2 separate regions of the Homo sapiens genome follow, and region 2 is linked to region 1. The links are chromatin loops, found by intact Hi-C in ENCODE. Cell type or tissue: dorsolateral prefrontal cortex. All regions are shown on one strand. Links, peaks and the distances in the headings refer to the core of each region. The heading gives the core; the rest is flanking DNA.

Region 1 (15,939 bases), core at 5,368-13,367:
AGGGAATCTTTCCCCTGTTGCTTGTTTTTGTCAGGTTTGTCAAAGATCAGATGGTTGTAGATGTGTGGTGTTATTTCTGAGGCCTCTGTTCTGTTCCATTCGTCTATATATCTGTTTTGGTACCAGTACCATGCTGTTTTGGTTACTGTAGCCTTGTAGTATAGCTTGAAGGCAGGTAGGGTGATACCTCCAGCTTTGTTCTTTTTGCTTAGGATTGCTTGGCTATATGGGCTCTTTTTTGGTTCCATATGAATTTTAAAGTAGTTTTTTCTAATTCTGTGAAGAAAGTCAATGGTAGCTTGATGGGGATAGCATTGAATCCATAAATTACTTTCGGCAGTATGGCCATTTTCATGATATTGATTCTTCCTATCTGTGACCATGGAATGTTCTTCCATTTGTTTGTGTCCTCTTTTATTTCGTTGAGGAGTAGTTTGTAGTTCTCCTTGAAGAGGTCCTTCACATCCCTTGTAAGTTGTATTCCTAGGTATTTTATTCTCATTGTAGCAGTTGTGAATGGGAGTTCAGTCATGATTTGGCTCTCTGTTTGAGATGGAGTTTCACTCTTGTTGCCCAGGCTGGAGTGCAATGGCATGATCTCGGCTTACTGCAACCTCCGCCACCCAGGTTCAAGTGATTCTCCTGCCTCAGCCTCCCAAGTAGCTTGGATTGCAGGCTCCCACCACCATGCCCAACTAATTTTTATATTTTTAGTAGAGACGGGTTTTCACCATGTTTGCCAGGCTGGTCTTGAACTCCTGACCTCAGGTGACCCACCCACCTCGGCCTCCTAAAGTACTGGGATTACAGGTGTAAGCCACCATGCCCAGCCTAAAATAGTTTTTTCTAGGGAGGCAATGTTCTTAACCATCACTGCTATATTCATGAAATTTTGTTTAACTGAATTAAATCTGATAGACAAGGCCTGTTTAAACAGTAAGTTTCCTAAAGGCATGGACGTGTTTACAAATTGCTGTTCTAGGTTAGCATGTCTCCCCCTCTGCGTTCTGCAAAACTAAAGCTTATTCACACTCAAGTTCTGGCTCCTTCAGGAACCCCCATGGCTCTGTTTCCTCCGCTCTCTCAGCAGTCCTGGCCTCATCTTTTCCACCGCCCACTCATACCATTGGAGTCAGTCATTAATGGCTCCTGAGAAGATAAGAAAAGTGTGACAACTGAGGATGAGGAGAGAGATACTGGCAGGGAGCACGGCAAGTGAGTAAGCAGGAGAAAGAGCAGGGGAGAAGAAAGGAAGGTGACGAGGCGGGAAAGAACTGAGGCATGGCTGCAGTCTCAAGGGGGACTTTTTTCTTTTTTAAATATTATATATCAGAAAGTCTATTTATTGTCTGATGTTTCCCCCTGCTCTGACTTTTGTGAAACAGAGCGATTGATGTGTTTTTGCTTTAGCCAGGATGAAAGTATCTTGTTTTTAGTGATTCCTAACAGCAATTGAGTTTGTAGCAATGCCAATTGTGAATTTTTTCTTATTTTTTTTTCTTTGAAATCAAAGTAAGAGTATCCTTTTGTTGTTGTTTGCCAGTATTTAGAAGCTATTCCGATTACATATTTTCTGGTAAAAAAAAATGTTAAAATTTTTTATTCTACCTGGAGTTTAGTACCAGTTCTGATGAATTTAGGATGTATTTCTTAAGAGCTTATTATGTGCCTGGCACGTTGCCAAGCCCCATGATACAAAAATGAATGAAACAAGGCTCCTCTCTGCCTTGGAGGAGGCTGTAATGTAGTAGGGGCTTCTTAGACTTGGGGGCATCCAGGGAATCTGTTAGAATTCCCCCACCTGGGGCTGGGCACACTGTCTCACACCTGTAATACCAGCACATTGGGAGGCTGAGGCAGGTGGATCACTTGAGGTCACAAGTTCAAGACCAGCCTGTTCAACATGGTGAAACTCCACCTCTACTAAAAATATAAAAAATTAGCCAGGTATGGTGGTGCACCTGTAATCCCAGTTACTCAGTAGACTGAGGCAGGAGAATCACTTGAACCCAGGAGGCAGAGGTTGCAGTGAGCCAAGATCTTGCCACTACCCTCCAGCCTGGGTGACAGAGCAAGGCTCTGTCTCAAAAAAAAAAAAGTTCCTCACTTGGGCTCCACTCCAGGTCAGTCTAATTCAATAGACGATTCTACTGCATCTCAATGTTTGAGACACACTGCTGGGGCAAGCACCATTTGTACCCTTTCTCCAATCACAAACCAGCCTTAGAGAAAGTTATCCAGGATTTCAGAGGTCCCAGAGATCCCTCAGTTACCTTCAGTTTGTATTCAGCTTCTCAAAGTGTAGGCAGGCTTCACTCTTAAGGAGGCAGCATAGATGGCTCAGGCTGGAAATAGACTGGTTTATGTCACAGCTGACAAAGGGTCCCCTATTGTGAAAAAGATCCAGAATTAAATTGGATCATTGGGAATCATCTTAATTTTAGAGTTTTTTTTTTAATCAGAAAAGTTTGATTAGAAAAGACTGAGTTTTAGGGGTTTTCTTGGCTCTCAACCCACATAAGGATGGGAGAAGCCTTGTCCTCTTAAGTTAAACTTTCACATCTGTGGAAATGCCAAATATAATAAGTTCATAAGTGAGCTTATTATACAGAATATATTTTTGTGCTTCTAAACTCAAAAATTTAGAATTTAAAAAATTTTAATTTTAATTAAAAAAAAAGATCGGGCTTGGTGGCTCATGCCTTTAATCCCAGCACTTTGGGAGGCCGAGGCGGGTGGATCACCTGAGGTCAGGAGTTTGAGACCAGCCTGGTCAACATGGCGAAACCCCTCTACTAAAAATACAAAAATTAGCCTGGTCTGGTGCTACACATCTGTAGTCCCAGCTACTCAGAAGGCTGAGGCAGGACAATCACTTGAACCTGGGAGATGGAGGTTGCAATGAGCCGAGATCGCACCACTGCACTCCAGCCTGGGTGACAGAACAAGACTCTGTCTCAAAATAAATAAATAAATAAATAATCCCTAAATCCCAGTTGATCTCTCTCCTTCATGGCTTTAAATTTCTGGAAACTTTATCTAATGATATTTACACTCCCACCTTATTTTCCCCCCCAAAATAAAATAAAACCAATGACTCAGATGGCCAACTTTTCATTTCCAGGTATCTTGAGTGAGGTCAACAGGTTGAATTTTACTTCACACAGTTTTAATCAAGCCAATCTGAAAAATACAAGCAGGATTGTGCAACAGTAGAGATTTGTGTGTGTGTGTGTTGGGAAAGTTGGAAACATTTTTGTAGAGCAGTGAGTAATTCATAGAGAAGCTGGTTGGTAATATCTTTATATTGTATTTGAGCTTATTTCAACAAGACATTTTGAATACTGGCTGTGAGCATGCCCCTTATTTCAGGGCCATAAACATTGCTTTCCTATGTAAAATGCAAGTTCCTCAACTTGTTCTTATCTTCCAGAAAAGGTCAAGGGAGTGGGTAAGGGGGTATAGGGAAGCAGGTGGAATTTAGAAGAAATTATCCAACCCTGCAAGTTAAAGCCATGTGATTTTGGCACAATAAAGATGAAGACCGTGAGACTGGCTAGAGAGCTGGACGTGGATCTAAAGGTACACAATAATTCAATATGGATTATGTGATCATTGCAAAGGGAGGGGAAGGCAAGAATTATTCAATCAAGGGTTTTGTCTGTCTGCAAAGATAGCACTTTAGATTCCTACTTTAACTATATTCTGAAATGAATTTGACTTGGCACTTGTTAATGGTTTCTTAACCATCTCTTTCCGTTTGCCCGTGTTCAGGACCCCATTCACACCCCACACTGAGCCAGTCAATCAGCGCCAGGATGCTTTGTCACAAGTGAGCAATCACCACCCCCACCCAGCTGAGGATGACCTGGGAACTAAGCCGGCTGAATTCTAGAGTTGATGGGGAATGTGGGAAAAAGACAAATTACAAGCTTATTAAACATAAACTTAGGGGAAACCAAAAGAGGGTAATCACATTTATGATCTGCAAAGAAAGGAGGAGTTGGGGAACCCTAAGCTACTCCATCACCCTAATTTCTTTTTTTATTATTATACTTTAAGTTTTAGGGTACATGTGCACAACCTGCAGGTTTGTTACATATGCACACACGTGCAATGTTGGTGTGCTGCACCCATTAACTCATAATTTAACATTAGGTATATCTCCTAATGCTATCCCTCCCCCCTCCCCCCACCCCACAACAGGCCCCGGTGTGTGATGTTCCCCTTCCTGTGTCCATGTGTTCTCATTGTTCAATTCCCACCTTTGAGTGAGAACATGTGGGTTTGGTTTTTTGTCCTCACGACAGTTAGCTGAGAATGATGGTTTCCAGCTTCATCCATGTCCCTACAAAGGACATGAACTCATCATTTTTTATGGCTGCATAGTATTCCATGGTGTATATCTGCCACATTTTCTTAATCCAGTCTATCATTGTTGGACATTTGGGTTGGTTCCAAGTCTTTGCTATTGTGAATAGTGCCGCAATAAACATACGTGTGCGTGTGTCTTTATACCAGCATGATTTATAATCCTTTGGGTATATACCCAGTAATGGGATGGCTGGGTCAAATGGTATTTCTAGTTCTAGATCCCAGAGGAATTGCCACAATAACTTCCACAATGGTTGAACTAGTTTACAGTCCCACCAACAGTGTAAAATTGTTCCTATTTCTCCACATCCTCTCCAGCACCTGTTGTTTCCTGACTTTTTAATGGTCGCCATTCTAACTGGTGTGAGATGGTATCTCCCTGTGGTTTTGATTTGCATTTCTCTGATGGCCAGTGATGATAAGCATTTGTTCACGTGTCTGTTGCCTGCATAAATGTCTTCTTTTGAGAAGTGTCTGTTCATATCCTTTGCCCACTTTTTGATGGGGTTGTTTGTTTTTTTCTTGTAAATGTGTTTGAGTTCATTGTAGATTCTGGATATTAGCCCTTTGTCAGATGAGTAGATTGCAAAAATTTTCTCCCATTCTGTAGGTTGCCTGTTCACTCTGATGGTAGTTTCTTTTGCTGTGCAGAAGCTCTTTAGTTTAATTAGATCCCATTTGTCAATTTTGGCTTTTGTTGCCATTGCTTTTGGTATTTTAGCCATGAAGTCCTTGTCCATGCCTATGTCCTGAATGGTATTGCCTAGGTTTTCTTCTAGGGTTTTTATGGTTTTAGGTCTAACATTTAAGTCTTTAATCCATCTTCAATTAATTTTTGTATACGGCATAAGGAAGGGATCCAATTTCAGCTTTCTACATATGGCTAGCCAGTTTTCCCAGCACCACTTATTAAATGGGGAATCCTTTCCCCATTTCTTGTTTTTGTCAGGTTTGTCAAAGATCAGATAGTTGTAGATATGCAGCATTATTTCTGAGGGCTCTGTTCTGTTCCATTGGTCTATATCTCTGTTTTGGTACCAGTACCATGCTGTTTTGGTTACTGTAACCTTGTAGTATAGTTTGAAGTCAGGTAGCATGATGCCTCCAGCTTTGTTCTTTTGGTTTAGGATTATCACCCTAATTTCTAAGAGCACTCCCGGCATACAGTAGGTGCTAAACGAATGGTGGTGAACTCAGTGACATTTGAGTCTTTGTGCTTTCCTGGGTAGACCATGGTGCTGATGAGTTTGGGTTTAGCTGTTGTTGCCTGACCCTGGCCTGAGCTGGGAGCTCCTTAAAATAGCCTATAAAGAGTGCTCACATTCAAAGTCCTCCTGGGAGCATTTCTCTGATATTTCAAAACAGAATTCAGGAGCAAGAGGAGCAAAGCTGAGGCTTAATGCAGCATGTTAAAGAAACAGGCAGAAGGACATGGCCAAAATCAACTCAGAGTCTTCCAAATGAGGGGACAGCTGCTGCCTCTGGCGGGAAACATTCCTTCCCTTCCCCCTTTCCTGCAGGTAATGGCACAAAATATATTCAAGCGAAAGAGGGGTGAGAACTGGGCATGAATCTTCCTTCCTCACGCTGATTGGACTGGCATCCACCAGGCTTTGCTTCCTGCATCTACCACCGAAGACTTAGTCTCAGGCCAGTCTCTCTTTTGCCTGGGGTGTAAATCCAGGGTTTTTGGATCCCAGGTTGGAAGAGGTGGATGGGGACCACATGTGTGCCAAATGCCTGCAGCTCTGGTTAATCTTGGCTTGGGAGTGATTATTTGCTGATGGTGATGGGGAGAGGGGACCGGGAAGAAAGTTCACTTCTCATTCTTTAGTGATGTGTAAATGTATTGCCATTGGCTCTTATTAGGTAGCTCTAAGCCAGTGACGGAAAAATGTTTTCATTGGCAGGAAAACACGTTTTACATCCACATACATGCATATCTACTTTTTGGCAGATGCAGAAACTTTGTGGCTTAGACTCCCATCCTATTCCTCTGTTTGTTGGATCCTACCAATGACTTAAGGCCTTGCTCAGTGCCTGTCTCCTACAAGAAGTTTTTCTTGACAACTCCAGTACGCACTGCTTTCTCCGTGAGCGTGGCTCTTGTTGCAATGGTCGTCTTCACCACAATCAGAGTAGATTTTCTAGAAAGGAGCTTAAGCTTTAGGACCTGCTAGTTATAAGAATGACTTCCAAGATCCCAGAAGCACCTTTGCTTGGGTTCACATGGTCACATGCTTTTGGTAAAAATGTAAAAGTAAGATTTTAACTGTCATAAGCTAAGGATGCTGTTGACTCTGTTTGCCCCTGCGTCACTTTTCCCTTGAGGAGTTGTGTGGTGATGGAGAGGCATGAGCATTTTGGGGAATCCAGCTAAGGAGAAGTTGAGTTGGAGATTTATTTGTTTTGGTCGAGTGGGATCTATATATATGGTTCACACTTCCATGTAGAGTCGAGAAATTGTTGGTTATTCTTGGGTATTCTAGGCTTCCAGGAACCCTCTTGCTCAGTGCATGCTCTGTGGCATCATGGGTCTTATTATGATTTAAATGTTTCCTATGATGCCTGACACTGGAAGCATGTGGGAGTGAAGAAGAAGCAAGAGTTAAAATGTGCAGAATGAGAAGCTAATCTGTGGAATGTTCTTTCAATCATCAGCTGTACACAATTATGAGTGAAATATTTGGTTCTCATTGATGTCTAGTCAAGACAGAAATTATCTTCAGGAAAATACTCAGAAATGTGGTATATACAATTATAATGCACCATACTATCATACTTTTAAAGTAGAAATCAATGCAAAATAGAATTGATTAGAATTCTCGTGTTTGTAGAGCACAAAGCTGTAGCAATACTATAAACTGTGAAGTATCATTTTTATGCATGCCAAACTGCATTTTATGTCTACCAACATATTGAGTCAGTCTTAGCATATCTGATATAACTTGTCCTGATGAAACCTGGCAACACCAGACAAAAAAACATTCAAAAGCACTAAAATCACAGCAAAGCACCCTAAGTGTTCTTGTCACAAAGCTCCCAAGCATATTCATCCATAAGTTATTGTACACAGCAGAGGGAGAATTCAATTAAACAATTATGTAGCTCTATCCAACATAATGGCATTTTAAAATGCATTTGAATTGCTTTGTCTTCTTTACATGAAAATGATATTGCACAGTTGTTATGTGACGAGATGATCATATGAAAAGTATGCAGCCAAAGAATAGGAAAAAATATTGTAGAGGTTATGTCATTTTTCAGGATTTTGTTATATTTGTGGTGTTTGTCACTTTTCAAAAATGTGTGGCCGGGCACGGTGGCTCACGCCTGTAATCTCAGCCCTTATGGAAGCAGAGGTGGGTGGATCTCTTCAGCTCAGGAGTTTGAGACCAGCCTGGGCAACATGGCAAAACCCTGCCTCTACAAAAAATACAAAAATCAGCCAGTTATGGTGGTGGGTGCCTGTGGTCCCAGCTACTTGGGAAGCTGAGGTGGGAGGATCACTTGAGCCTGGGAGGTGGAGGTTGCATTGAGCCATGATAGTGCCACTGTGCTCCAGCCTGGGTGACACAGTGAGATCTTATCTCAAAAAAAAAAAAAAAAAAAAAGAGCAAAAATGTGTAATTTGTTACGATTTCATATTTCAATCTAAATAAACTTTCACTCTTTTTCTGAGACAGGGTCTCCCCCTGCAGCCCAGGCTGGAGAGCAGTGGTGCAATCATAGCCCACTGTAGCCTCCAACACCTGGGCTCAAGTGATCCTCCCACCTCAGCCTCCCAGCTAGCTAGGACTATCCCACACCCAGCTAGTTTTTCTAACTTTTTTGTAGAGATGGGGTATCACTATGTTGCACAGACTGGTCTTGAACTCCTGAGCTCAAGCAAGCCTCCTGCATCGGCCTCCCAAAGTGCTGGGATTACAGGTGTGAACCAGTGCACCTGGCCATAAATATTTACTTTTATATGTAATTTTGTATTTCTATTTTGAATTCTTATCCTTAGAGTCTCCTTCCTCCATAAACAAGCTTCAAAACCCACAATTCCTGAATTAGCCTTTGACCACAGTTGAGTAGTATTTTATGCTCTTATATTATTCTTATAAAAAGTATTGAATTTAAAAGCATGACAGTTTATGCCTGGGGACAGAATTTTCAACAATACAGAGCTTTGTGTGGAAAGTAAATAGTGTAGTCTCCCAGCACACCTGACTCCCCGCAGGTCACCACTGTTGGTTTGATGTCATTCTATTCTCCTTTTTCTTGAGCCAGTTCATTGTGATTAAGTGTGGCTTTGGAGCGAGCTACCTGGGTTGACTTATGCCTCTGCCCCTGTGGCCTTGGGAAAACTACTAAATCTATTAGTGCCTCCTCTTAAAGGAAAGATGTAATTGTACTGTACCTGTGTCGTAGGGGTGCTGGGAGGACAGTTTAGGGCTTAGAGGAGCAACCAACATGCTGTACTCATTTTATGTTAGTTTCATTTGGAAAATGCATATATTAGCATTACTTTGCAGATATTTCATGTGCCTAAGTATACTGGTCCTCCTCTCCCAAGACTGTAAACTCAAGGCTGGGAACTAATGTAAAACATCTTGAACATTGCCGCCTAATTCCTCAGAAATGTGTGGATGTGAGCGCCATCTAGCTGCATTATCTGTGGTTCTACTGTGACCACCAGGCACAATTCAGCTCACGTGGCTGTTCTGGCTCAGCAGTTGTTGGATTTGTCAGGAAATGGAGGATGACAGTGGTGTGACCAGCATATCAGGAGGCACTCAGGAGAAGTTAGCGATCCAGTGGAATGAAGAGTATCTCTGAAATGGGATGAGATGGAAGGCCACATCCACGGAACATAGAATAGTTTGAGATTTATACAAAACTTGAAGCCGCACAAAGCAAAAGCTGTCTCCGTGTCCCATTGCAAAGGCACTCAGGGCCAGGCGTGGTGTCTCATGCCTGTAATCCCAGTACTTTGGGAGGCCAAAGCAGGAGGATCGCTTGAGGCCAGGAGTTTGAGACCAGCCTGGCCAACATAGTGATACCCTGTCTCTACAAAAAAACAGAAAAATTAGCCGGGCATTGTTGGTGTATGCCTGTAGTCCCAGCTACTTGGGAGGCTGAGGGAAGAGGATCACTTGAGCCCACGAGTCTGAGGCTTCAGTGAGCTCTGGTTGTGCCACTGCACTCCAGCCTGGGTGACAGAGCAAGACCTTGTCTCAAAAAAAAAAAAAAAAAAAAAAAAGAGAAGAAGAAAAAAGAGAGAAGAAAAAAATCACTAAGAAGCGTCACTAAAATGTGATTTTCAAGAAAGGCATGGTAAAAATGTGAAAAGGGAGTGGGTAGACATGAAACCTTTCCAAGATAACACAGCTCAACAGTTACGTACAGAAGCCGCTAAAACAAAATAAGTGTGGATGATAAAAGATCAAAGGATGGAGCCATTTTAGAAAGAAGAAAGAAGGTTGTTTGGTATATATCTTATCATCTTAAAAGACTTTCTCTAGTTAACAAATACTACTAGATTTCAATCATAGACTTTGTAATGGAGTATACAACAGTTACTCAGTCCTCCCACAAATTCACAATCTGATATTCAGTGAAAAAAGACCATTCCAGATGAATATGAACCAAATTTTGTTTAAAAAATATATGTAAGTACACAAGACTAGAAAAAAGACTGGAAAGAAAAATAGTAAAATATAAACTGTGGTTATTCAGAAGAATGCAATTATGGGGGGAAATTTTTGTTACTTGTGCTATTATGTAATCCCCCCTTTATTTATTTATTGAAACAGGATCTTGCTCTGTCACACAGGCTGGAGTGCAATGATGCAATCATAGTTCACTACAAGTTTGAACTCCTGGAAGCAAGCAATCCTCCTGCCTCAGCTTACTAAGTAGCTGGGACTATAGGCCTGTGACACCACACCTGGCTAATTTTAAAATTTTTTATAGAGACCAGGTCTTGCTCTGTTGCCCAGGCTGGCCTCAATCTCCTGGGCTCAAGTGATCCAACCTCCCGCCTCAGCCTAAAAAGATATTCACTTTTAATTAAATGTAGCTCTTAGTTCTATAATACTTTTTTTTCATTATTTGGCCTACTATTAAATTGTAATTACAGAGTTTAAAAATAGCTTGCCTGATAAAGGTATTTATGTGTCCACCAAAATTCAGCATAATGGTCCACACATGCTAGAATCAATTTCCATTCCAAAACTCTTGATCTTGTTAATTTATGAACAAGAAGTCTTTCCAGCATAACATGAAAACCCAAACACATAAAAGCTAGATAAATTTGACATTATAAAAATTTAAGGCCGGGAGTGGTGGCTCACACCTCTAATCTAAGCACTTTGAGATTACACTTTGGGAGGCCGAGGCAAGCAGATCACTTGAGGTCAGGAGTTCGAGACCAGCCTGGCCATCATGGTGAAACCCCGTCTCTACTAAAAATACAAAAATTAGTGGAGTGTGGTGGTGCACGCTTGTAATCCCAGCTACTTGGGAGGCTGAGGCAGGAGAATCACTTGAACTCGGGAGGCGGAGGTTGCAGTGAGCCGAGATTGTGCCACTGTACTCCAGCCTGGGCGACAGAGAGGACACCATCTCAAAAAAAAAAAAAAAAAAAAAAAAAAAAAAAAAGAAACAAGCTAACAAACAAAAACATGGTTTGGTTGGCTCTGCCTGCATGACGGAGACCTTTGTGAAGGATATCAAGCCCAGGCTCAGGAGTCTGAAGCTTATCGTTATTGTGCTGGAGACAGGCCAAGACAAAGGAGGGGCACAAGGTTCAGACCTGCAAAGTGGCAGACAAAATGGGCAGCCTCAATATCTCCGTCTGTGATGACATCGGCAATCTGATCCAGCCTGGGGACGTTGTCTGGCTCAACAAAGGGTGCGCTTCAGTTTTCAAAGGTTGTCTGACACAGTATACTGGCCATGGGGGTGATCTACAGAAGACTGGAGAATTCTGTATGGTTTATTCTGATTTCCTAACTTCAATGAGCCAAACTCAGAGTATAGCAACCAGCAGGCGCCCAACAAGGTGGTGCAGAAAGACAGCAACCCTGCAGAACAACAGCAACCCTACAGCTTCCCAGCCTACCACTCGTCCCCCTGCTGCTTCTCCAGCCTCTGAAAGCCAGAATGGGAATGGATCTAGTAACCCACCAGGGTCCTGGTAGTGGCCCACATCCCCCTCATAGTCCGTCCCACCCCCCCAGTACCAGAACCCCTCGAAGCCAGGCCAACCACACACCTGCAGGCCCACCTGACCCTTCAGCCCTGTTAGTAACGGCAAAGTAGCCCGGAGGAGCAGCAAGATATAGCGTGACATTCTTCCTTCCTGCCACCAACAACATCCCATGTTTGCCGGAGAGCAGGACAGCTTTCCACTGGCTGGCTGGTGTCACAATATTTTAGCCACTGAACTTCAGTGGAGGGGTGGTGAACAGTGGCTTCATCCACCCTAATCTCATACTCCCCCATTGTCCAGCTGAACTACCTGTCCCCTGGGAGTCCAGACCCTCCTCTCCTTCCTGTTTAGAAATGACAGTTACCTTCTGTTTCTTCTGTGTGTCACATGGGGATCTCACTAAAATCTCTCCTTCCTAATAAATGTTACCACTCTGAAAAAAATTTTTTAAACTTCTGTTCAAGAGAGGATACCATAAAGAAGACTGAAAGATATTCAAGTTGAAGAAAAATATTTGCACTGTACACAACAAAGGATTTGAAGTCCTTAACAAATAAAGAACCTCCCAAAGTGCTGGGATTACAAGGGTAAGCCACCACGCCCAGCCAGTATATTTAAACTCTTAACAGTAGGTATTGCAGAGGATGAGAGAGAATATCAGGCACTAATATCTTCTGTTTTATACGCTTCTGTGTTATTCAGATTTTTCACAAGTATATGCTAGTGTTGTAACCAGGGAAGGAAAAAAACACTTTTACACTGAGAAAGAACAAGAACTCCTGCATTAAGCCCTGCAAAGCATTCCCATCAGCCTCTTTTCCCATCAAAATGTCCATCTAATTACAGCAAATGTCTTTAAGTGCCTTGCTGAAGTTGATTTTCCTTTTCCTGGTCTGTTTCAGCTTGGACTGACTTGGATTAGAATCTGGCTTCATCAGTTTCAGTGGCTGGGAGAACCTGAAGTTGATGGACTTCTCCCAGCTGTCACTCTCAAGGAGAAGCATGGTCTTGATTCCTACCTCACAACTACCAAACACAAGTGTGTGTCAGATTCTCTTTCCCTTCATTTCCCTCCCCTCTGGGGTAAGGCAAAGATCCAAGTCCCAGCTCCTGTCCTCAAAGCCCTCATAGTCCAGTGTAATGGGCTGACCTAAGCAAGGATGGCATTTGATGACCTTCATGGGATTATCAAATGGAGATGGCTTTGAGCTGGGGGTCCTGGGGGTGGTGGGGAATTGCTGAAGAGTACTCAGTGGAGGCACATGGGATGTGAGTTCTGAGGGGTGGTGTGTCTAGATAGGTGGGATCATGGTAAGGCAAAGGCAAGCAGGGACATGGTTGTGATCCGTTTTGCCACCCCTTACCTATGCCGCAGGCCTGAGGGGTCCCCCGCTTGGCCTGGACCTCGGTCTCATCTCAGGGGATCAGGACTCAGCAAAGGCTGTCCTCGCTGTCCTCACCACCCACGAAGGCATGTAATCGTCATGTTTTCCTTTCCCATTGATTCCTTTTTGTCGTGACCTTCTGTACCTACCTAAGGTAACTTAGTTTGTGTTTTTCAAGCTGATTGTTGGTTAATTTATTCAGTCGGTGTTTCTTAGAAAAGGCTCATTGGAGACTCATAAAAACCAGCACTACTCTAAAATAACAAATGAACTTCTAGTTAATGCCTGACTACCTCCAACTCGTGTTCCTAACCTTGGGTCTTGGAGAAACCAGTTAACAGCTCTGGGTCTCATTTCCTCCTGTCTGATGATAGTGACGGTGACAGTGGTTGTCTCAACCAAGCTACCTACAGTCAGAGCCTGAGACAGGTATTCCTGTTCAAGCGACTGAGTGAGGTGCCCTCAGGGGTTAGGAAGTGAGGCAGCAGGACAGGGAAGGGTGAAGGGATGCTGGGTTGGAGACTAGCTTCAGCCTGCTGCAAAGAGGACCTTGGGAGCACAGCTCGCCCTAAGAAGTTGGTGCTACTTTAAGGCAGGGGGCAGGCTTTTGTACTCCAGGACATCAAGTCCATACAGAGGGCCAGCCTTTTGTATCCCAGGTCATCAAGTTGATGCAGGGGGGCAACCTTTTGTACCGTAGGTCATCAGTCATTGACCATGAGCTGCACAGAGTAACCCTTTAGGTGAGGCTGCTCCCTTTGGCTGAGAGTAATTCTCCAAAGAAAGGCTGCAGGTAGAGCCATCAGCAGCCAACCCTCACAGCAGTGTGGGTGGGGACAGAGGTGGGGTGAGTCAGATGCATCTCTGGGCATGTGCATGTAAACTCTGACATTTACCGAGTGCTTATTATTTGCCAGGTACTTATCTAAGTACTTTACCTACACTAACAGATGATGCTCATGCCACCCTATAAAGTAGATATATCCTTCTACTATTAGCTGCATTTTACAGATGAAGAAATGGAGGCACAGAGAGGTTAAGTAACTTGCCAAAGGCCACACAGCAAGTGAAGGGGAGAACCAGGTTGGGAAAAATGATCTCTAAGTAACTTTAGTTAGGAATTTCAGACTGGTGTCATTTATTTAGTCAGTTATCAATTCATTCCACATTTATTGAGAGCCTCTCATGTCCTAGAAATGACAAAGATAAATCAAACATGTCTCCAGCCCTCCAGGAACTCAAACTTTACTGGGAGAAGCACTGTGTGCATTACTTAATACTGGACTGTGTCCTGAGCACTCTGAGAGGGAAGTACAAAAGTGTGCTACTTCTGCCCTGGGGCATTCGGAGAGATGGCTGGGAGAAGATAAGGCTGAAGTTTTGTCTGGAAGGATACGCAGATATTACGGGTTAAAGGATGAGAAGGACATTTCTAGCAGAGGGAACGGTGCATGGCAGGACAAAGACACTGAAAGATGGAGGTGTGGGGCAGGGTGGAGGGAATGAGAGTGCTCAGAGACACGCTGGGATGGCTGCAGGCTGTGAGAGGCTTGTGGGGTTTGGCCAGTGTAGGGAGACCCAGGTCCTCAGCCAGTCCAAGTTCAGTCTCCACCCGCAACAGACTGGCTCAGTGGAGGTGGCAAGGGATGATGGCTGTCTCAGTCCCCAAGCCCCCTTTCAAGTGGAAAAGAATCAGCAGAGCTGCCTGCCTGCCCTCCATTCAGCCTGGCTCCAACCACCTCTGAGCCACAGGCAGACGGGAAAAGTTATCCTGAGCAAGGCCTCCAGGCAGGGAGGGGTTATATTCTGGAGTGTCACAGAGGGACCTCTGCAATTGACTCAATAAGAAAACAGGATTTTAGAATAAAAAAGGAGAGTTTTTTTTTTTGACACTGTCATGTGTCTCTCTCTATCTTTGGTTCGTTTTTAAAAAAACAAGGAGTACAATTCATTGCTCTTATCTTTCTACCCCATCCTGTTGAAATCCAAGTGTGATCCTCTGCAAGTCTAGTGCACACTCCCACCTTTATCAAAACCCACCTTTACGATATCAGTTATCCTGCTGCTAGATACCTGCCGCCGGAGGAGGGAGTGGTCGCCAAACCAGATGAAGTTCCCAGTTCTCTCCCAGGTGACTGTCTGGGTATAGTTGTGATTCAACTGTTAATGATGTAACCAGAGCCCAGGGGAAACATTGCCAAGAACTAGGACACCTTTTGCAAAAGTTTGAAAAGAAAAAAAAAGGGTGAGAGATAAAAGACTACAAATTAGGTGCAGTGTGCACTGCTCGGGTGATGGGTGCACCAAAATCTCACTAATCACCACAAAAAAACTTATCTCTGTAACCAAATACCACCTGTTCCCCAAAAACCTATGGAAATAAAAATTTAAAAAAAGATTTCTTGTAATAGTTTGTCTCCTTAGGATAAATATCTTAGAAGTATGCCACCATGCCCAGCTAATTTTTGTATTTTTAGTAGAGACAGGGTTTCACCATGTTGGCCAGGATGGTCTCTATCTCTTGACCTTGTGATCCACCTGCCTCGGCCTCCCTAAGTGTTGGGATTACAGGCGTGAGCCATCACGCCCAGCCTAAACTTTTCTTTATTTTAGTGTGTGTGTTTTCTTTTTGAGACAGAGTCCCACTTTGTCGCCCAGGCTGGAGTGCACTGGCACTATCTTGACTCACTGCAACCTCCATCTCCCAGGTTCAAGCGATTCTCCTTCTTCAGCCTCCCAAGTAGCTGGGATTACAGGCATGCACCACCATGCCTGGCTAATATTTGTATTTTCAGTAGAGACAGGGTTTCACCATGTTGGCCAGGCTGGTCACGAACTCCTGACCTCAAGTAACCCACCCATCTTGGCCTCCCAAAGTGCTGGGATTACAGGTGTGAGCCACCACGCCCAGCCTATTTTAGTGTTTTAGCAAAATCTTTTGAACACGATCAAATAAACTACCCATTGGTACTTAACTGT
Region 2 (15,939 bases), core at 3,741-11,740, 910 kb after region 1:
AACTCATGATCACCATAAATTAAATCAATTGCCTGTGATGCACTAAAGAGGTTTAATGTGGCTCTTTTAGCCTTTTGGATAGTTTTCAAAATGCCTGTAGAAGCACTGCTTTATAGATTTACCTTGGCGCCCCATTCATTCATTTATACAATAAATAATTCTCACACTCTTACTATGTGCCAGGCACTGTGCCAAGCACTAGGGATAAAGCAATGAATAAAAATGTCAGTCTCCACACCCCTACAGTTATAATTATTATTTTGTTATTGTTACTTAACATTAAGAAAAAAACTTAACTCTTGTTGCATTTTCTTCTAGCCAACCAACCAGCCTCTTAAGTATTATCTCATTTCTATTTTGATCTCTAAATTACTCTGTGAGGTAGTCTGGCAGGAATTAATCCCCTCTTTAGAGATCAGGAGAAAGTTTAAAACTTGCCAAGGCCACGCAGAGCAGGGATCCAAAACCAGTTCTCCCAACTCTAAGGCCTAAACTTTCTCTCTTAGACTATTCTCCCAATTAGGCATTTTCCCTTCATTTTCTGACCTCCAATTTGCTAGATGGAAAAGGATAAGCAGCTCTTTATGATACTATAAATACAGATATACAGATTTCTCAGAAAACCAAGCAAGCAAAAAGGAATAATTGGAACACACGTTATTTTTAGACTGCTGCCTGATTTAATGTGAGCCTTCAATGACCTTAGAGGCCCTAGATGGGGGATCAGGCATATTTTCAGGGCTGACTTATAGGTGGAGGGGAATAGAAAGATACTGTGTTCTTATTCTTTGTCACTATCAATTTAAAAGTAAATTAAGTCCCCCAGTAAGAGAAAATAACATTTTTCCATGTTTGTTCCTTTTTACATGCATCTCTCAATAGTTAACATTTGACATCCTTTTGCAGTCCAGCCTCCTTTCCCAACTTGCCAGGGATAATATTTTCCCTATTCCCAAAGCCTTGAAGAACAAGAAATTATAGTGGAAGTGTTTCTGACAACAACACAAATCACCTGACAACATCCCCATTGGCATTTACCATCATGCTCTATGATACATGGACCTGTGACCCCCTCCTCATTTTTCACACCAGGATGCTGGCATCCAGTCATTGGGGTAGAACTGGCTCAGTAATGTTTTCCATCTGCTGGCTTGGCACCAGTCATCATAGAGTGTCACCTGGGTTCTGTCTTACAGTTTCCAGGGCCAAGGTTAGGGATGCTACAGAAGAACAACTACATATTCTTCTGTCGGCACTGTGAACAAAACAAGATTTTGCTGAAGTATCTAAAATAAATTTACTGGAGGAAAAAAAGTCTAGTCAAAAAGTTCAGAAATGCTTTTTTCTACCATCTCTCTTCCTTTCTTCTCTCCCACATCTTCAAATCCTGATAGATCTCGAATGTCACCTTCTCTAAGGAGCTTTTCCCAACACCCTCACCCTTGACTTGCCGCTGCGCCCCTGGAGAACTTAATGCATACCGCATTGCATTGCCATTATTTATTTGTATTTTCCTCTCTCCCACTAGACAGTAAACTCTTCAAAGGAGAGTAGCCACTGTATCTTTTAAAGTTCATAACATACAGTATGTTTCTGTTGAGGAAATGATTTGCAAGTTTAGAAAAAATTAGTAATCTCTGTTAGTTTTAAACTAAACCTACAGGAATAAATTATGTTGAAAGTTGCTATTATTAAAAATGAAGTACTTTAAAATGTTTTTCTTCTATAAAATGTTAGAAATAGGAAGTTTATTGTTTTGGGTTTCAAGTTATCCTTTTAAAGATACATTTTTAAAAACAATTGCAATTTTGTGTTGTTGAAACTCACAGGACATGTAAAATTATTCAGGTCATTTAGATTTGACCTCAGACATGTGGCAACTCTGTCATGAATTAAAAGGCCCAATAAGTTTGTGCTTATCATTCTAAAATGGGTTTCTGCTTTACTTGAAAATTTCACATTATTAGTATATTGTCATCTAAAAGATGTACATGCTTAGTCAAGGTAGAGCTCATTTCTAAAAGAATGTAACACTTTTAAAATATCTACCACTTCGATGATGGCTTGCACAGTTTAGGGTTACATGATGAGGTGGCCACAGGAGCAATTCTGGAAGAAGGAATGTGGGGCAAAAATTTCACTTGAACAGAAGCCAAAACCACCCACCCTAGCATTAAGACCCTTCACACCAAATTTTCATCAAAGGGCAGGAACAGGTAGTCATGATTTGCTCTCATTTAAACACAGCCTAGGCACCCTAGCTCCATCTTGTTTAATCCATGGTTCCTAGGACTATATATGGGAAGTCTTTATCTGCCCTGTGTGGCGGTGGTGTATTTCATTTGTACCCTCGGTCAGTCACATGATCCTTCCTATTTGCAGGGGAGGCTGGGAAACGTGGGCTACTGTGTACCCAGGAAGGAAAGGACTGTGCTGAACAGCTATCTAGTCTCTGAGATCTGAAAGCATCTCACAGGATAACTTGTTTCAGGCATAGGGTCATGGGAGTCGATGAGGGTATACCAACACCAGAGCTATTTGAATGATTAGGATTTAGTGACTGACTGGATGGGGATGTAGAAAGACAGATGATAAGACTGACAGTTTCTTAACCTTTCCCTATCTTTGTCCTTTTGAGGCTCTCTGAAAATTATTTCTAAAAAACAACTGGACAAGGTTCTGGATAGTTGTCTGTTGCAAAGTTGTTCTGAAACAGTAACCGATTAACTCACAAGATGTGTGTAAACTGGCTTTCCACATCCACTCTAGATCATGTGAATTTTCAGAGGGACCATAGTTTGATTTGAAAAGGCATCATCTAATTAATGTGAATTAACATTAGCAAGTACAGTACTGTTACAGACACATTAAAGGCTTTACAGAGAAGAAAAGTCATGAAATGACATGCTAATTTAGTATGTGGGCACCGGAAGAGCTATTACCTATTCAAAAATAGTTGTAAAAGAAAAGAATCAGCCAAGACAAGCTGGTTGCTAATGGTTTTAGTGTGGGAGGAGAAAACTGCATTGCAATTCTTGGCTCTGAGTTAGGGTCAGGAAGATCAGTAGCCCAGCGTTGACCTTTGTGTTTGGAATCTTTCATATTGACTCACCAGACGCTTGTAATTTGGTGAGCCAGATAACAGAAATGTAGACAAGGTCTCTGTGCCTGAACTTTAAACCTCCGAGTAGCTTGTCCTTTATGATAATAATTAGCATTGCTTGGGATCTAAAGCAGAGTAATCACCTAAGACCTACCATATTAATCTAAATTAACTCAGTAAGTTACCACCAGAGAACCCACTGGGAAAATGAAGGTGGGAAGCTGAGAAGCTCAGCTGCATAACTTTATATATTGTTTGTTTGTAAGTCTGTTTGGAGGTGATTTTTTTAAGTGATATGTCTCACAGAAGGAAAGAATTTCAACAACGTTGATACAATCACACATTTACAAGTGTCAGGGTTGTCCAACCCCTTTGAATCCAAGAGGAACTTTTACTCCTTATTTCTTCTCCTGATGTTGAAGTAGTAAGTGTTCTTTTATAATCAGGCCAATGGTATTATTTTAAATTAAGTAATATCTATTTATGGTAGAAAAGTATGAAGATAAACATTTTAAATAGAATTTATTCTCACCATCTAGTCACTGTAAATATTTTGATAAACTTATTTCAATTCATAAGCATATACATATAAGTATCTATCTATCTATACACCTACATAAACAGGGCTTTAAATACAAGTTAATCTTTATATGAAAGGTACTTCCCAAATTATTCATTTTCAAAAGTTTGTTTTTAATGTTGTATTATAAGATTTACTATTTTTTATTTAAGCATTTTCCTATTTTTGTACATTTCAGCTGTTTCCAGCTTTTGAACATCCTTGTGCATAAATCTTTGTCCTTATCTTTGATTACTTCCTTAGGAGAAAGTCTTAGAAATGGAATTACTAGGTCAAAGGTTATAATCCTTTTTAAGGCTCCTAATATCTATTGAACACATTGCACCCTGGGAAATTTGCTGCAGTTCATTCCTATCATCTGGGTATGAGAGGACCCATCTGACCAAAATCATTCCAACACTATTATTCTTTACTTATCAAGTAGAAATTGGACATGTTAGGGCCTCTATAGCTTTACGGGCTGCTTTGCTTCCTAACTGGCCATCTTGAGTATACACTGTGAGAGGCTATCACAACAAACCTTATTATGGCTATCCTTAGTCTAAAGGTGAACAAGAGCGTACACACCATCATTGATGCATCCTGCATGAACACATGCACTGTCTTGTTCTTAATGAGCAAGGTCAGGCTGGCGTAAGTTTTGTTATATTTAGATGTCCTAAGCATCCTTTGGGAGGGTTGTGTTTGGTCTTCAGGGTTGATATGCTGGGTCTCTTTCCCAGAAATGTCTGGCCTAGCAATAAAGGAAACTCCAAGCGTGAAAATTGCACTTCATGGGCCCAGTGGAGTTTTCCTGCTGACATAGAATTGATTGACTAAATATAAATCACTCTGACTTGAGTGATTCTGTCCACTCAGGATGAATTGGAGAGAAATCACCAGAAGGAAATTGGCCTCTGAAGTGTGAGACATTGGATTATTGCCGTCACAAGCAATGCTTGTCAGGAACATTGCATTTTTGCCTTATTTCGGATATCATGTTATTTGGAGCAATATTGGATTTGCCGTAAGATTTAGATCTGTCTTTTTCTGGGTGTACATGTTCTATCAATTCCTTTTCCATTTTAGTAATCTGTGAATAATAGATTTATGATAGTGATGGTTTATAATGCTTGGTTTATTCTGTAACAATATCAAATTTTCATCAACTTTTTCTTAACTGCTCAACAATGTCACAGAAATCAATTAAATGATTAAATAAATATGAGTGTCAGGCCCTATCATGAGCCCTGGGGTTGAAACAGTAAATAAAACCAACAAAGCTCTAATGTAAGCCATCATGGAGCTTACCTTCTGGTATGGGAAGACAACAAACAAACGCATAGTATGTCACATGCTGATGATAGCTCTGGAGAAAAACAGAGTTAAGGAAAGAGAGCAGGATGGATACAGAGTGGTTTAGCAGTGTGCTGTTCTATATAGGATGGTCAAGAGAAGCCCTACTTTAAGGAGCCATTTGTATAGACCTACAGAGAACTGGGCTGTGAGCCGTTTGGATACTTTGGGGAATGACCTACCAGGTAGACAGAATAGCAAATGCAAAGGCCCTGAAGTGGTGGCTTGCTGGGTTTCTTCAAGGAACAATACCCAGGAGGGTGGAATGAGCAAGTGGGAGGAGAAGGAGAGGTGGCAGAGCTCAGTGCAGGTAGGGCCTAGTTTGCCTTCATGGGGATTTTGGCTCTGCATGAGAAGTGTGTCACAGAGGATTTTGGGCAGACCCAACCCAGTGGTCTTTATACTACAACAAATTGGTCATTATTTTTCCCAAACATTAATTTTAAAAGAACTTGATCTTACTAATGTGGGATATTTTAAAGTCCATATTCTCAGGGAATCTAGATGGAAATTGAAACTTAAAAGATAAAACATAGTTGGGTCAAATACTTTAAGATGTTTTCCTTAGGTTTATAAAACCTGTATTGCACCTACTATTTCATCTGTCATCTTTACTACAGATATAAAACAGATAGCAGCAGCATCAGAACTTTGGGTGAGTTACCTCACTATTTCACACAGTAAGTTTTCATTTAACTTGTTTTTATTCATCTTCTCTCTCCTTGTTTTTCATATGTGATTTGAATGTTTCGCACGTTTATTTCTAGTGGGTGAAGAAATATGTGGTACCATTGCATAACTACCTCCACCCCTGGATAATTGTCCTCCTTATTTTTAGGAAGCAGAAAATAGCCTATTGTGTTATAATTAGCCACCGGTGCCCACCCAAATATGATTACTATGGCAAGAACTTTTGCTTCTTTTTGTGTGTGTGTGTGTGTGTGAGACGGAGTCTCGCTCTGTTGCCCAGGCTGGAGTGCAGTGTTGCAATCTCAGCTCACTGCAACCTCTGCCTCCTGGGTTCAAGCAATTCTCCTGCCTCAGCCTCCCAAGTAGCTGCGATTATAGGTGTGCACCACCACGCCTGGCTAATTTTTTGTATTTTTAGTAGAAACGGGGTTTCACTGTGTTAGCCAGGATGGTCTCGAACTCCTGACCTTGTGATCCGCCTGCCTTGGCCTCCCAAAGTGCTGGGATTACAGGTATAAGCCACCGCACCTGGCCAGATCTTGATCATTTTTAAATGTCCTGAAATACTTGGGAAATCTTGAAAGATTCATATTTCTTCAAGATCTCTAAGCAGTTTTTAAAAAAATCCCTACAAGCTCAGTTAAAACTAAATGTTCTAAACAGTGAGAAGTATAAATTTTCTTTCACCTGTCTTCTAATTAGAGCCTCTTACTCATCTGTAGCACGAGTCATTTATTTTGTCTAGTACAAAGAATATTTCGAATACTCATGACTAAAGAGCTCAGGAGTTCTAGCTAAAGAAGAATCTTGAAGCATTGGAGTTTTGAAAATCTGCATAAAGATTTTGAAGATTTTTTAAAGATTCATATTATAACAGTATACCGTTGGTCTAATTTTTCTTAATCTACTAAAAACGAAATAGCACAGGTCAGATGTGACTTGCTTGCTTTCTGCTCCTGTACAATCCAGGAGTGTTAATCAAAAAGCAAAATTTGTGACATCAGTTTTATTTCCATGGCTACTGATTGTAATATTACAAACATGAGATTACTGGCTAGTTCATCATGAAGGTTAAAGAAGATTCCTCCTTGGATAGGATCTCCAAAACCAACACCAAGGGGAATATTATCAGAGCTGCTTCCAGCAGCGTGTCCTTTCAAAAATGTTCTCATTATTCTGAGAGCTTTGTTTTATTTTGTGAGGGTTTTTATCATTTGTTGTTGGTGGTTAATATTTTAATTTTATGTGCTTGTTTGTTTTATTTATTCCTCCACCCCAGGTGACCGTGTAGGAAAATGGTTATTTTAGATGTTAGAAGCCCCTCTGTTAAGAAGCAGTTTCTGCCTTCGTTTAATTCTTCTTCCACAAATAAGATTTATTTTGGAACTTCAGTCAAAAACATCTGTACTTTGTACAGGACAAACATCTGCCTTCCTACAAGAGCTGCTGGCCTTCCTGATGTTAGATAAATGCATTTTGTTCTTTGAAAGCCCCTCATAGAGAAGAGACTGTACAATAAGAGAAGCCCACTCATTCTTGAATCCAGAGCGCCTCGTTGTGGCTCAAACATGTTACTACAGAAGACCGTTTATCAATTTGCTATTTCTCTTCTCCCCAAACTTAATCAGTTTTAAAGGTAGAATATATTTTAATAAATATATTATTTGACCATGCCATATGGTCAAAGCTTCCAGGAACACATAGATATGTGTTACCAACTTGGAAGATAAACTGGGGTTGGGTACACTCAAGTTATTTTTCTAATAGTGATGGAAGACGTGTGCTGATAAGTTTTCAAAGTCTTATCTGAACCGCCTGATGACTGACAACGTGCGTTTGAGAGATTTTGCTTCTCCTGGGAAGCTTGCCCTGATTCTCCTGCTGCTTCTTCCAAAGGTTCGTTTTGTTTTTTGGGTTTTGTTTTTGTTTTTTTGCATATTTTCCTGTACTCCTTACTAAAAATTCTTCAGGGCAGAGCTGCTGTCTTACCTTTGTATTCTCAATGCACAGCACAGTGCCTGGCAAATAGCAGGTCCCCAGTAACACTAGATGAATGACAGGTGTTTTAGGACCAACTGTGGTGGATCAGAAGAATAAAATCCATAATCCTGGCCTGTGTCCTGACCATCCAAGTATATGGTTAGTCTTTATTACTGTGTTTTTTTGTATTTACTCTGTTAAAATTACCTTAAATATAGTGAGCTTTGCTTAATGAGAAACTGATGTAGCAAATAGCAGACCCTGTAATACAGCTGGTCATTTTAACACAGTGCCTTTTCTCCTCCTGACTCACTGACTTTTGGTTTGTTTTGCTAAATCATTACCTTGTAATGTCTAGTTTTTATTCAAAACAACTGCTACTAAGTACTACACCAGTAAAACGTTCTAGTGGATATTATAAATTCAAAAATATTTCTATGTACCCTTATAACAGGGAATGCTGAGTTAATGCGTTTTTCACAAAATAGAGATTCTCTAACCATTTTTTGGTTGTCCCCTTACCGTCTGTACCAAAGCAAGCTATGTAGGACACTGTTTTTTTCAAAAGGTGCATTTAAGTATGTTTTAAGAATTGAGGTATATCCCACCAAGCTCGTGTATTTATTCAAGAAGCATTTATCTCCTGTTATATGCTTGGCATTGTGCTGGAGTTCTGGAGGTGGCTAAGACAGTCCTTCCTGGAGCTCACGGGGGAGCCCAAGGAGCCCTAATATCATGTGATCTGTGCTATAACAAGGACTATAAACACAGAGGGCTGAGGCAGCACTTGGAGAGGGTTGTGCCTATGAGGTTCTTGATAAATGCTGAATAAGCTGAATTCAGGGCCTTCTCAAGGTGAGTGAATCACCTTTGTGTATTGCAAAGGAAAACTAAGAATAGTGTCTTGGATGACAGGGAAGAATAACTGTACAAATAAATGTTACATACCACACTTAAAAATGTCAACTTGGACAAGGCAAGTAAGGAACACATGGATTTTAGGTGTGGCCAGTGAAAATCAGAGACTCTGACTATAATCCCTTTCTAACCTCCCCTTCAGTGCGTAACTAACACTGTTTTCACAAAAACTCTGAAACTTTCTTTTCCAGGCTTTTATACAAGTTGTTTCTTTTGCCTGGAACAATCACTGCCACTCCATCTCCATACCAACTCCTTTCACCCTGGAGGAAGCCTCCTCTGTCTCATAGCACTCTGCACTTCCACATCATAGCGCCTACCATACCATAATGTAAACAGGTCCACCCATTTACCTCCCTGCATCCCCTGCACATGGCAAAGGGTGTATGTCTGTTTTTCTCCGGGACCCAACACATGCTCAGCACCTCAGGCTTAATAAAGATGAGTTAACTCAAATTAGTTAATTTAATTCCAAGTTGCTCTCTCATATAGCATCTCTGTATGGGACTTCAAAATACCAGATATTTTTTAGTTGACCCTTTTTATTTTATACTGAAGCCTTTTCATAAGATGGGAGGACTATAAAATCCCTCCCCTGCACGGAATCCAAGCAATAATACCTTTCCTTCAGTGGTAAACATGTGAAGCTTCTTGGAATTTAAAAAACTATTTTTTAATAAGGAGATATACAGTCTGGGATCTGCCCTTGAGCCTGATTTCTCATCTATAAATGAGGAGATGGGCCTAATGATCTCAGAGGACGTTCCAGCAAAAGTTATTCTCAGAAGCCATATAATAAATGTTATAAAACTACCTTATTACTGCCAACATTTCACATAATATTAAGATTTTGAAGAGTACTCATGAGTAGTTTTGACAGAAATTGTAGAGACTATCTCCCCACCAACCTCTAGAACATAACAGCTAAATGATTTTCGTTGACTAATTGAATGAATGAGGAAAAAAAGCCACATGGCAAAATCCCAAGTAATAAAAAAGGAAATATTCTCACAGTTGAAGGAATTTTCAAGAAGGAAAGGGAGAATTGTCTGCAAGGGTACAAGGTGACATTTATAGTGAAAGGAATTATTTAAGTTCTTCCATTATTTATTTACACAGGAAAGGGCCCATGAATTTACAGTGAAAAACTCTTCTAATAAGGGAATTAAGGCTATGAAACTAACATAGCTGTATTTACCAGTACTTGATAAATGTCATCAGCTAATGATTTGATGAGATATCTTTGTAACATTTAGTCACAAGGAGTCCTGGGAAAGTACTGTAGGTGTAAAGGAAGAATGGCCTATTCTAAGCAGATTTTGTTTCCTTGTCTCTATTAGATGGCTGTTTTTCTGGAGCTTCTAACAGTTTTCAAACACAGAGTGCAAATGTGTTTGTTGTCAGTGAGGCCGCCATTTGGAGTTGGTGCAGGAGCTCTGCAGCTCCTTTTCTATGTAACAGTGGAAGTGTGGTGGAGTTCAGTCTAGCTAGGGCCCCTTCCTGTCATAAATAAGATTACTTTCATTTCACTTGTGGAGTGTGCTATTCCTCAGAGTAATGAATTTCCTCTGTGCCTTTGAGCATATAAACATGGTTTTCATTAGCTTTCTCTCTCTTAAAAAAAAACACACACACACACACACACACAGAAAGGAGGGGAGAGGGAGAGGGAGGTAAAAGAAAGAATCTGAGCAAAATTAATAAGATGTCAATTAACTCCATAAATGCAGATGCCTTTTTTGCCGACTGGCTAGAACATGCTGATGAGCAGTACCAGAAAAGCACTGGTTCATCTCTCCTGAAATGCTAAGAAAATGAAATGGGGTAGAGAAAGGTAAAAATTTTATCCTACATGAACAAAGGAATGAAAGAAAAATAAAGAGAGAAAAGAATATTCTTTTTTGAATCTTGCTGTTAGGAGAACTATTTCAAACAGGCCATGAGAGTGGCCCCTCGGACCAAATAGCCAGCCCTGGGTTCTTCTGGAATTATGGGCACTTCACAGAGGACCAACCTATTTGACCAGGATCACAGTGCAGCCTCTGCCTCCACTTCCCTGCCTTTTGTGTGTGTGTGTGTGTGTGTGAGAGAGAGAGAGAGAGAGAGAAAGAGAGAGAGAGATTTTATGCTAATAAGGTATCCCAGCCTTTCCCTATTTCAAATTTACCCCTCTGTGACTTGTAAGCCATGCAATTCGTAGGGCTAAATATGCAGTTGTTCGATTTCACGGTTTGGAATCTCTTGTCAAGGGGTGAGTCATTATAACACGGCTGGGCTTTTCTCATTGTTGATGGTGCATACTTGAACCTGAAAACTATTTAGGATCCATTGACCCTTTGACTTCTGCCAGGATCTTTCTTGCTGTTGTTTTTGGAAATTTGTGGGGCAGGGAGTAGGGGGATGGAGTCCTCTCAAATTAACCCATAGAAGGAGTTAAGCTATTAAAAAAAAAAAAAAAAAAGCCTAAAACCTGGTTTTTCAAAATTACTTATTCTCAATGAAAAATCCCCAGATTTGTGTTCCCAGAACCTTTTCCTCTCCCCACAATCAATGTCGGTTTCAGCCTCCAATTCATAGTATATTATGTACTTGTTTATCCTCTAGAGAGGAAGAAATAATAATGTTATGAAGGCATCAAGGAATTAAATTCCAGGCCACAGGTTGTCACTGACAATTCACTGCAGACCAAACTTGTAACCCAGATAAAGAAGCTTGAAGCGTTTCACAGTGAGGTGTCTTCCAGCTTTGACCTCCTGGATAGGTGTTCTTGTTACAGTTTAGAAGTGCAGCTGGTTTCTATTTGAAATGAGAAGAATGGAGTTATTTAAGGAGCCAGTGCCTCTCATAGGTGAAATCGGCTTTGCTGAAATGTACACAACACACTACAAGGAACCTTAAAAACAAACTTCCATTTCACTTAGCTGCAGCACAGGAAATTGTTTCTGGCTTGTTTTTGTTGTGAACAGAGAGAACACTGCATATTAGAAATTCCCTGTAGTTGTTTAATATTTGCTCAGTAGTGTCCTGGTTCCTAATCAAGTCCTTCTTCTCACTAAATCCTGTCAACTCTGTCACTGTTTTGATTGGAAGCATGAATTGTAACACTGAAAAATCTCTCAGGACAGTAAACCTCTGCAGCTGTGGAAGGCTGGAGCTATTTACTGGTATTATTAAAGGAACCTGAATGACTTCTTTGGGGGGGAAAAAAAAGCAAAGATGCAGTGAAATTCATAAGGTGCACAGAGATTTAGGATGAAGGTTTTATTATGAGCACAGCCTCATAATACTATCCTCATAGAAAGAATACAGAATAGTAACAATTGTTTCATGAGTTGGCAAACATAATATTCTGATGTCTGCCTTTTTTAGGGGGAAAATAAAGTCCAAATGTAAAATATGAAATCAGACATAGCTAGTGCTTTGGAACAGTGTTTGAACTGGATGCTTTTTCAAGGTACGCTATAGAAACAAATGTCACCTTTATTTCCTGAAGGCATTTTGAAGAGTTTGCCGTTGGTCTTTTAAGGCATGAATTTTCTGGAACAAAAGAGGTGCAGAAATTTTAAATTGTCACCATTCTAAGGACATAACTGATTACACTACCTGCTGCTATGTATTTGGGATCTGAGGAACGTCCTGAGAGTGTAAAGACATATGTTGGAGAGGCTGGACCGCGCCCCCCAGCCCGGCCCCAAAATGGGAAAAGAAGCAAAAGGAATGAAAACTTTCACTTGAGAGAGGTGACCAATACCATACCTAAGATGTTTCTCTTCCAAAATGTTTCTTTGTTCACTTATTCATCCTTTATTCAATGATTTATTCGTTTCAGAAAAGTTTATTGAGTATCTACTGTGAGCCCAGAACTGTGCCAGGTACTGGGAGGTCTAGTTTAAAGGCAGCTTGCCCACAAGGACAGGGATTTCCGCCAAGAATGTTCTGTCCTCATTGCTATAGTGTAAGAAGCAGCTGGATTCCCAAGTCAGCCTTGACATTCAGCAGAACTTAGCGTGTCTGCCTCTAAAAGCACAAACCTGTTTGCTAGACTGTTCTTGTCATTGCCAATGTATTTACTATTGTGTAAAAGTCACGTTTTGAATATAAATTTTTGTCGTATCTTGAAGAAGCAGTACAAAGCCCTAAGAAACAGTTCATAGAAAATAGTTTTAAGTAATTCGAAGAAAGTACCTGTAAATGTAGAGTAATTGCGAAGCTGTCAGGAATAAACAAGATCTTGTAAAGCTATAGAAATGTGTTGAATATGTTTTCTTTGAGGCCAGAGCAAGATAATAACTCGGGAAGAAACTTCTAAAATATCAACTCAGCAAAACAAATGCAAGACTTTTGAGGACTCAGTTATCATGTGGGAGGCTGGATGCTGTGGAGGATATGAGGTAGAATAAGATGGTCTCTAATCTAATCTCAGAGAGGAAATGAAACAAGCCCTTGACTTAGAAGGTGATGTGCTCCAAGCTCTCAGTGCAGCCCGAGAAAGTATAGTGAGCACAGAGCTCCGGTAGGCCAGCAGGCCAGTGAAATGCAAGGGGTTTTGGGAAAGCTACAGGAAACCAGACTGAAGGTGTTTACAGGGCCATCCATGTTCCCACCTGGAATGTGTGTGCTGCTTCCAAACTTGTTCCTCCAGAAAGATAGCTTCAAATTGGACAGGGTTCTGAGAAATGCAATTAAAATGATAAAGGGAAGCAGGGGGTGATAGTGGGAGAGCTCAGATGCCATAATAGTGAAAAAACAAGAAGGTTAGGATCCTTCAGTCTGTAGAAATGGAGGTTGAGACTATGTGTGTCTATAAATGGAGGTTATATATAAGGTCAGCACTAAGTCTCAGAATTACGAGAACGAAGGGAAAGCCATAATCATTTGTGAAGACTTTGACTCCAGTTTCTTCTTTTGTAATCCAGATTCCAGAATATGTTCAGCGGCACATCTGTCCTACAAGGTGCTTGCTAAAAAAAGGTATTCTTTAGCCAAGTAAGTTTGAAAATCTCTGCATACCATGTGTTCTTCCAGTAGATTCTCCCTTTACATTTGATATTAAAAGATCTCAAAAGGTTGTTCTTAAGGAAAACTTATTTAACTTTGTGGTTCTCAACCAGTATTTACCAAACTCATTTGACCATGTAATCCTTTGTTTATTTAGTGCCTATGAGGACTTTGGAAAATGCTTCTGGGAAGATAGGACTCTAAGATTATTAAGGTCCCTGGAAGGAAGTTAATCCATGACAGAGGAAGCGCTACCAACACTGTGAAATTTATTACTTCTAGAGCCAATCAATACTGGACGAAAATAATAAAGGGGCTGATAGTGAGAGAGGACTAATAGTTTGCAAGTAGTAGGAATTTACAGTCATTTATGGAAGATGGCAAGTTCGTCAAAGGTAGTTGGGAGGTGTGGCTGACCATCCAAAGGAAAGCCATTAGAGTCCCCACAGTGCTTTTAGAGGGGTTGTTAAGACCCAGATCTCCACATCAGGCTTTAGATTGTTCTGTCAGGATCACACATCTCTTCTGCACCATCAAAAGAGAAAAGTACATAGAAGAAACTCATTTAAGTTTTGGCTGAATCAAGCAGATCGTTCTGCATGATAGTGAGATTATAGACAATTGGAAAGTACTTCTATTGAACTTTGAGGCCAGTCACATTCTATTAAGTTTCAGTTCATGCCCATTAAAATAATAGCAGCTGGATTCTATAGCTTTTCTCTGAAAACCTGGCTAAGCATTCAAGTTCAACAGTTTTGTAGATTTGTGCTTTTTTTTCTCTAGAAAGCTTTCATTATTTTGAAGAGCGTTTTATACATGCACCTCTCCATTCCCTGACCCTGGCTGACTTTTTACCCTTTCTCTTCCCCACCTCACTGAGCAAGTTTACATAGCTACAGTGTCCTTCCAACATTGTAAAGAGTTTTGTTGTTGTTGTTATTTATTGGACGTTAGGGAGAGCAAATGAATATGATAAGTTTAAAAACTAAGTCTTAGAATAGTTTTCTTTCTCTCAAGCACATTTTAGTTTCTTCTCCTTTTGCTTCATCTTTCCCATTGTGCTCATTATTCTGCCTTCTCCATGCTTCTCCATGATGCTCTGTGCCAGGGTGGGGAGGGAGAGGGGAAGGGGGGGTGTCATTCTACATGGACTGCACCAGTAGGCTCTCTTGCCCTATGGTTTCTGGATGGGATTGGCTAATGCAGAGGCATCAGCTGTAGGTTTTAAGAGGAGAATGAGGCCACCCTCTCCATGGAGCTGTTTTCTCTGTATTCTAGTGCTTCCTGCATGGGCTCCTTGGGCCTACGCATGACCCTGGACTACTAGCCCTCCACTCGTTAGTTTCCTTTAACCTTGCCCACATGTTTGTACATAGTCCTTTTATTCAACTCTCCTCAAATTACCTAGTTTGAGTGAGTTATCTGTTTCCTGCAGAGACTTTGACTGATGTACCCACCTTCCTGTAACCCTCTCCTTTTTGCTCTCCAGCCAGGAACATCATTCATTAGAGCCCAGCTCATGTTCATCTTCTTAAGGAAGCCTCTCTGTTCAGCATGAAGCTCTTCTTGAGATCTCCTAGCTCTTACAGTCTGCCACACTCATAAGCACCTAAAAATGCTCTCTCATGTACTGACTTAAATGCACTAAGACCAATGCTCCTCATGCTTATAAATAATGTTTCATGGATATGTAGGAAGGATGGCTAGTGAGTAGAGGTTGCCAATTGGCAGCCTGACTTTAGGCAGACAATTAGCAGTTATCAAACTTTGATAGAGTACTTCCAGGTGCTGTTAAGCCACACTTAGAGTTGGATACTATTATTACCTCCATTTTACAGGTACAGATGCTGACACATAGAGAAGTGAGGTAGATTGCCCCAGAACATACCTATAATAAGTGCTTGAGCTAGGATTTGAACCTAGACAGTCTAGCTCCAGAATCCATGCTCTTAACTCTGTACTAAGCTACCTCTCACAGTGCTTTTAAATTTTCAAAGCAACAATTATCAGTAACAAGTCTATCCTTCCTCCCTCCCTCCCTCCCTCCCTCCCTCCCTCCCTTCCTTCCTTCCTTCCTTCTTTCCTTCCTTTCCTTCTTTCTCTCTTTCTTTTCTCTCTCTCTCTCTCTCCCTCTCTCTCTCTCTCTCTCTCTCTCTCTCCCTCTCCCTCTCTCCCTCTCTCTCCTCTCAACAAGGTCTTACTCTGTTGCCAAGGCTGCAGTGCAGTGGCACAATCATGGCTCACTGTAACCTTAAACTCCCGGGCTCAAGCAATCCTCCCCTCAGCCTTCTGAGTGGCTGGGACTACAGGCACGTACCACCATGCCCAGCTGATT

The links. Hi-C counts contacts between places; a loop is a spot of excess contacts. Peaks named below come from ENCODE experiments on the same cell type or tissue, not always from the same donor. Only the 100,000 strongest peaks of a DNase experiment are listed, where the experiment ranks them.
Region 2: a loop joins it to region 1, with 2.7 times the contacts of the local background. A loop is called at or near these places in 5 of 110 quality-filtered maps.

What each region holds. Positions count from the first base shown.
Region 1 is chr4:53,923,268-53,939,206 of GRCh38, reverse strand. It overlaps the pseudogene LOC100129728. Among named protein-coding and RNA genes, the nearest start is that of CHIC2, 130 kb to the left of the region's middle. RefSeq lists a silencer at 8,956-9,120. In dorsolateral prefrontal cortex, for the core only: CTCF peaks have their summits at 8,841 and 9,042; a DNase peak (open chromatin) is centred at 9,046; H3K4me3 peaks cover 386 bases.
Region 2 is chr4:53,007,130-53,023,068 of GRCh38, reverse strand. All of the region lies in intron 5 of SCFD2 (sec1 family domain containing 2), which reads left to right. Among named protein-coding and RNA genes, the nearest start is that of SCFD2-AS1, 88 kb to the right of the region's middle. RefSeq lists an enhancer at 13,121-13,360. In dorsolateral prefrontal cortex, for the core only: a CTCF peak has its summit at 7,243; a DNase peak (open chromatin) is centred at 7,264.